Linked DNA regions of Homo sapiens: region 1 is linked to region 2. A link is a contact called in ENCODE Hi-C or POLR2A ChIA-PET data. All regions are on one chromosome and are shown on one strand. Each heading gives the region's core, a stretch centred on a gene start or an enhancer-like site at or near the end of the contact. The rest is flanking DNA. Distances are from core to core; before and after follow the strand shown. Region 1 overlaps LOC105373968 (a long non-coding RNA gene). Region 2 has its middle 120 kb from the start of GPC1.

Region 1 (2,700 bases), core at 158-2,657, 68 kb after region 2:
CCACTCCCAGAGCCTCCGGGGGCTCGGTGCCCCTCTGCCCACTTTGTGTCCGGCTGATCAGGAGGCTCACGTCGGCCTCCTCAGAGCAAAGCTCACCCACATCCCATGCAGGGATGGGCAGGACCTGTGAGCCCACCCTGTGACAGGAAGGCCCCACAGTACAGATACAGGGAGCCCCTCCAATGGCATGCACCACCAGGGTGCCAGATCAGGCTAGACCAGTGGCCAGCACCCACCTGCAGCGCAGGCAGTCCTGAAATCCTGTTTCCAAACCTCCTGAGCCCCTCTTCCCTGTATGGCCTCCAGGCCGCCTCCCTCTGTCAGGATTAAGCCCAGCTTTCTCATGGAGACCGTGTCTGTCTCCATCCCCGGCACCGTCTCCATCCCCAGGCACCCTCACACTCACTCCCAGCTGCATGGCCGCCACCCACCCAGCTGGGGTTTCCATTAGGCCCTGTAGGTTCCCCACCTCGGTCTCCTTCAGTGGGTTCCTTCTACACTACTGAGGTCAGGGCCACATCACAGTCATTTCTGTGTGTCCAGGGCTGTGAACACGGAGCTGCCGCGGTCAGCATTCCCTGTACATGGATGTAGGGTCAGGACCACTGTACCCTGTGGGGGCCTAGGTCACAGAGAAATCCCAGGCCTTGTTCAGAGATGGTGAAGGGTGCCCGGTGGCAACAGCAGGGTGTCCTCTGAGCCCCGGCACTTCTGAGCTCAGGGCTGAGTGACCACACAGGTAGCTGCTATGGGCCCAGCCCTTCTGCATCGTGCTGGGGGGATGCGGGGGCTCTGTTGCCTTCTCGGGTCCCAGGGAGATGTGCCTTCTGTGCCCACGTCTCAGCGGCTCCCACGGCGCATCCAGTGAACTGGGAAGTGTGAATGAGCACCTGCTCGGGCCAGTGATTCATCCGAGTGTCGTTAGCTGCTAATTATAATTAAACCTTTGATGAGTTGTGTTTCTTATCTTCTTAATTAAAATAATTATGACTAATGGAGTGGATGGCACTGAACTCCGACAGGTCTCCTGCAACATGTTACAGTGCCCAAACCCAGCTCCAGGGTGAGCTAGATGGATGGGGCTGTCACCCGGCAGCCAATGGCAAGTTCTGGGTCACCCTCAACCCCAAGGGCCAGCCCAGCACCCCTGGGGGAGGAGCGGGGGAGAGAGCCACTGCTGATTCTGTCTGCCCAGCACAAACCCCAATCTCTAAACCAGGGCTTGCTCCCAGATGGGGAGGCAGTGGGAGCGGGAGGGAGGGAGAGCTGGGGCGGGAAGGTGCAGGGAGACTCCTTCTCCCTCCTCGCCTGGTCCCTGGACATCTGCCAGTCCCAGCCAGTAGTGAATGGCTGATGTCACCATGGCCCTGGCGGAGCCACGGTACTTCCCAGCTTACAAAGTACTCTCAGTGCTGCGGGGTCATGATGTCCCCTCCCACCCTGCTGGGCCTCCGTCTTACAGAGAAGCAGCCAGGCCCAGGGAAGACTTGCTCACCAAGGGCAAAGGGCAGTGAGTCGGCCACAGGAACACAGCCCCCGGCCTTCAGGGCCAGCCGCCACCCACGCCAGCCACCCTGGGCGTACAGAATGTACCCGTGCGCGGGGGCTGGAGGTCGGCTATTCCGGGATCCGTGGCCATGGGATGACCAGCCCCTCCCCCGCTGAGGACTCAGCCTCCTTCTGTGTGGGATGAGGGGGTGGCAGGCTGGCCTCTGAGGCTGCTCTGTGAGGCCACGGGGGACCACTCGAGTGTGGGGAGCCCCAGGCTCAGCACACAAAGGTCTCACCCAGCCCGTGACTGACCCCGGGCAGCCCAGCGTGAGTCATGCTCTCAGGCCACACCCACCTACTCTGAGGCTGCGGTTTCTCATCACTACCCAGAGGCGTGGCCTCCTGCAGGCGTGTGGTCAGCCCAGGCTGGGCTAGGGGTCACAGCCCTGCTGGTCATACGCACCTTGGGTCATCTCCAGGGACTGGCAGCCAGGCCTCTGCAGCCCCTTCTCCGCCGGCTGCTTGGGCTCAGGGGTACCGGGCCCTCTCCTCATGCCCTTTATGGGTGGGGGCGGAGGGTTTGTGCCCACCCTTTCTTCTCAGGGAGGCTGAGCGGGGGTGAGGGCTGTCCACGCAGTTGGTGGGGGCCAGAGTGGCACCAGCTGGGACTTGCTGTCTGACCCTAGGGGTCCCTGTGGCCAGCCCCAGCCCTGGTGCCCACCCTGGGCAGGTCAGGAACGGGACAGTGTGGTGGCCAGGAAGGCTTCAGGAACCAGAAAGTGGGTGCCGTGGGGTCTTCCTCTCCAGGCACGGGTCCTGAGCCTTCCCTAGGGTCCCCCTCTGCCCTGACCTCTACCCCTTCACATGGGGCTCCGTCAGCCTGTGGCTCTCATCCTGGGCGCTTGTGCCCACTGGTCCTACTGCAAACTACACCCAAGGGCCTCCTTGCACCCAGGTGCCTTCTCTGTCCTCAGCCTCGAGACTCCGTGTGGCTGGGCTGGGGCCTTCCACTGCCGCGGCAGTGCTTGGGCTGTACTCTTGTGGGAACCCTCCTCCCTCTTCAGCCCTCCTTCTCCCTTCCCAAAGACTCTCCTTTATGGGGGTCAAGGGAGGGAGGGTCCATCCCAGGAGTCTCCATGGCTGGGAAGAGGTGGCCTTGTCTCCCAGGATCCTCATCAACGTCTCCTCCACCCCAAGCTGGGCCGATTT
Region 2 (2,700 bases), core at 31-2,530:
CCATCCCATCCACCTCTCAGAGGCGACCGCGTCACCACCGGGGGTGTCCTTTTGGCCATGACCCGTGCAGGCGTGTGTGTCGCTAGACAAGTAGACGTATATATTTGTGGCATTTTTAATACACAGAATCACCTGGTGAGAACTGGCTTACAACTTGCTTTTTCACTTAGCAATATGTTTGGAGGTTTCCCATTTAACCATTCCTTCTTGATGGGCATTTGGGCTGTTTCTATTTTTTCACAATGACTGACAATGCTGTAATAAACATTTTTGGACACGCTTTCTTTAACATATGGGAGCCTGTCTGCTGGAAATATTGTTAGATGTGGAATTTCTGGGATAAACTGGCAGCCTCCATCCCACCCCTCATTCCCGGCACGAACACTGATTCAAAACACTAAATTTGCCAAGTGAAAGATCTCATTGGGAAATGGCCCAGTGGAGGGACTAGCGAAGTGCTTCCTGGCAGCGCCCACATGTTGGGCAGCTTCTGACAGTGCAGAGTGGTCACCCTTCTGTGTTCCATGGACCGACGTGGGACAAGGCAGACTGTGTCCCCACAGAAAGGATCCCACCGTGTGGAACGCTGTGGCATCTTCTGTGTCACAGGACTGCAGGCCCCTGGGGGTGGCAGTGCTGGGGTAGGGGCAGGCACCAGCATGCTCTCCTTGGACTTCTGTGCCTAGTCTTGGACAGGGGTCTTGGATGGAGGGCTACAGTGATGTGCCAGACCACAGAGTGGTTTGCGAAGCTGAGGCTGACCAGCCCGGCTGGGTGCCAGCGGCTCCAACCCCCTTGGAGGCCGGACTGCTGGCTCTGATGGGGCACCTGACTGTGTGACAGCAGCGAGGGAGGGGAAGTGCATGTCCCCAAGAGTCCAGACGGTCCAGAGACAATGAAAATGCTTTATAGAGAAGTAACCAAGTCTTTGCATGTCAGCAGGGGCTTTGTGGAGCTAGAGAAAGGGCTTGTTAACGCCCTCGCTCTGAGTCAGCAAGGCTTCCCGGAAGGTGTGTTCAGCACCAGGATGACCCGGCAGACCCCTGCGGCCACTGCTTCACTGCTTTGCCTCCATCCCTGCTGCTCCCACCCACGTCCTTCCCAGCACGCTCCAGCTTGCTCGCTTCATGGAGAACTTTCCCACGGCTCCCACCCACGGAAACGTTTCCTGCCCTCCCGCTGGGGCCCTCAGACGCTGACTCAGCCTAGATGAGGGCAAGGGCAGCCCGGGTGGTACATCGGCCCCCAAGTCCCAGGTCTGCCTCTTCAGCCCACGGGCCCCTGCCACAGTGGAGCCACCAAGCCAGTCCTCCCCTCCCACAGCTGAGACGCCAGGTGTTCCGGACGCTGGGAGGAGGCAGAGGCGAGGCTCTCCCAGGACGGAGTCTGGGCCCTTCTCAGGCCTGTAGGGAGACACCACTCCAGGTCACATTAGAGAGTCCTTGATCTGGTTCAGGACGTTCTGCAGTGAGGAGCTAGAGGACAGCACACTCCATGTGGTGGGGGCACGCGTGCCAGAGCTGCCTGGAACAAGCAGGTTTAGCAGCATCCTGCAATTTGTTCCAGAGCCCTCTGAGCTGGCTGAATGCTCCAGAAACCTGGTACACAGCTTCTGGCTGCCCCTCCCTGGGCCACCACTAACTCTTCGATTTGTCGTTACAAAGTCAGCACAAACCTACGGACAGCTGGGCCTCCATTAACCAGGAAGACACAGTCCAGGGTTGGGCTGTGCTGCTAGAAACATTATAAGGAGGTTCAGATGAGATGAGAGGCTGGGAAAGGCATCCAGAACAGAGCTCCCTGTTTCCAGATAACCTCAGGGGACAGGACCCACGTCAATTCCTTTAACAAGCAGTCCTTGGATACTAACTGTGCAAGGATCTGGGATGATGGATGTGGGTTTGTTTGATTCAGCAAATGTTCACTGAATGCCTATTATGTATGTGGCTTTGTGCTGGGGACATGGAGATGACCCAGATCTAGCCCTTGTTCTCGAGCTCACGATCTGGTTGGGGAGAACCAGGGCAGGGCCTAGGGTAAGGCAGGCGGGGTGCCTGGGGTGCAGAACTCAGGGAGGCACTTGCTTCCCGGGCTGAGCCTGCACTTGCACAAACCTGGGAGTGAACGCTTTAACTTTCGGGGCATCTCACTTGCCTTATCCTAGTCCTGCTGTCAAGCAGAACCATGGTCAATGAGTGGATGGATGGATGAAGATCTGGATGGATGAATGAAAGCTTGAAAACCACCTACGACCTGGCTAGATTGGGCCACTGTGTTTCCATAACCTTCCCTTCCTCCAGACTCACCCTCCTCCAGCCTCACCCCTCCTCCAGCCTCATTCCCTCTTCCAGTCTCACCCCCTCCTCCAGCCTCACCCCTCCTCCAGCCTCGCCCCCTCCTCCAGCTTCACCCCCTCCTCCTGCCTCACCCTCTTCATGGTACCTGCCACACAGCATCACGAACTGAGGACTCTTCCCATTGTCCCATGAAGTCTCTTGATTCTGACTGGTAGGCATGGAAACTATTCCCAACCCTCTGTGAGCTCTGGTGATTGTTCAGCCTGCTGCTTTCTGGTGGTTCTTTTTCAGGAATCAAGCCCCACACATGCAGAATCAGTGCTCAGTACTTCCCTGAGTTTCTCTCTCCACGAAGTGCCCCACTGCCCAGTACTCGGTCAGTGCTCAGTACTTCCCCGAGTTT

The links. A loop is a pair of places that touch in the nucleus more often than their neighbours do. ChIA-PET counts read pairs that join two places held with the same protein, here RNA polymerase II (POLR2A). Pooled maps may share reads with other maps.
Region 1: a loop to region 2 is called in a map of dorsolateral prefrontal cortex, with 2.5 times the contacts of the local background. The contact joins two enhancer-like sites. A Hi-C loop is called at or near these places in 5 of 168 maps with a recorded cell type or tissue (CD8-positive, alpha-beta T cell, astrocyte of the cerebellum, chondrocyte and 2 more) and 6 of 50 pooled maps. POLR2A ChIA-PET finds 5 or more read pairs at or near these places in 3 of 52 experiments (OCI-LY7, PC-9 and activated CD4-positive, alpha-beta T cell).

The regions. Positions count from the first base shown.
Region 1 is chr2:240,250,403-240,253,102 of GRCh38, reverse strand. It overlaps LOC105373968 (a long non-coding RNA gene), which reads left to right. Exons shown (of 2, transcript XR_924057.3): 2 at 1-994. Among named protein-coding and RNA genes, the nearest start is that of OTOS, 110 kb to the right of the region's middle. RefSeq lists enhancers at 832-1,343, 1,344-1,857. Within about 2 kb of position 1,407, at least 30 of the 41 ENCODE cell types and tissues checked have a DNase peak (open chromatin) inside an H3K27ac peak, as active enhancers do; they include dorsolateral prefrontal cortex, where a contact is called at or near this core.
Region 2 is chr2:240,318,776-240,321,475 of GRCh38, reverse strand. No RefSeq gene overlaps it. Among named protein-coding and RNA genes, the nearest start is that of GPC1, 120 kb to the left of the region's middle. Within about 2 kb of position 1,280, at least 5 of the 41 ENCODE cell types and tissues checked have a DNase peak (open chromatin) inside an H3K27ac peak, as active enhancers do; they include dorsolateral prefrontal cortex, where a contact is called at or near this core.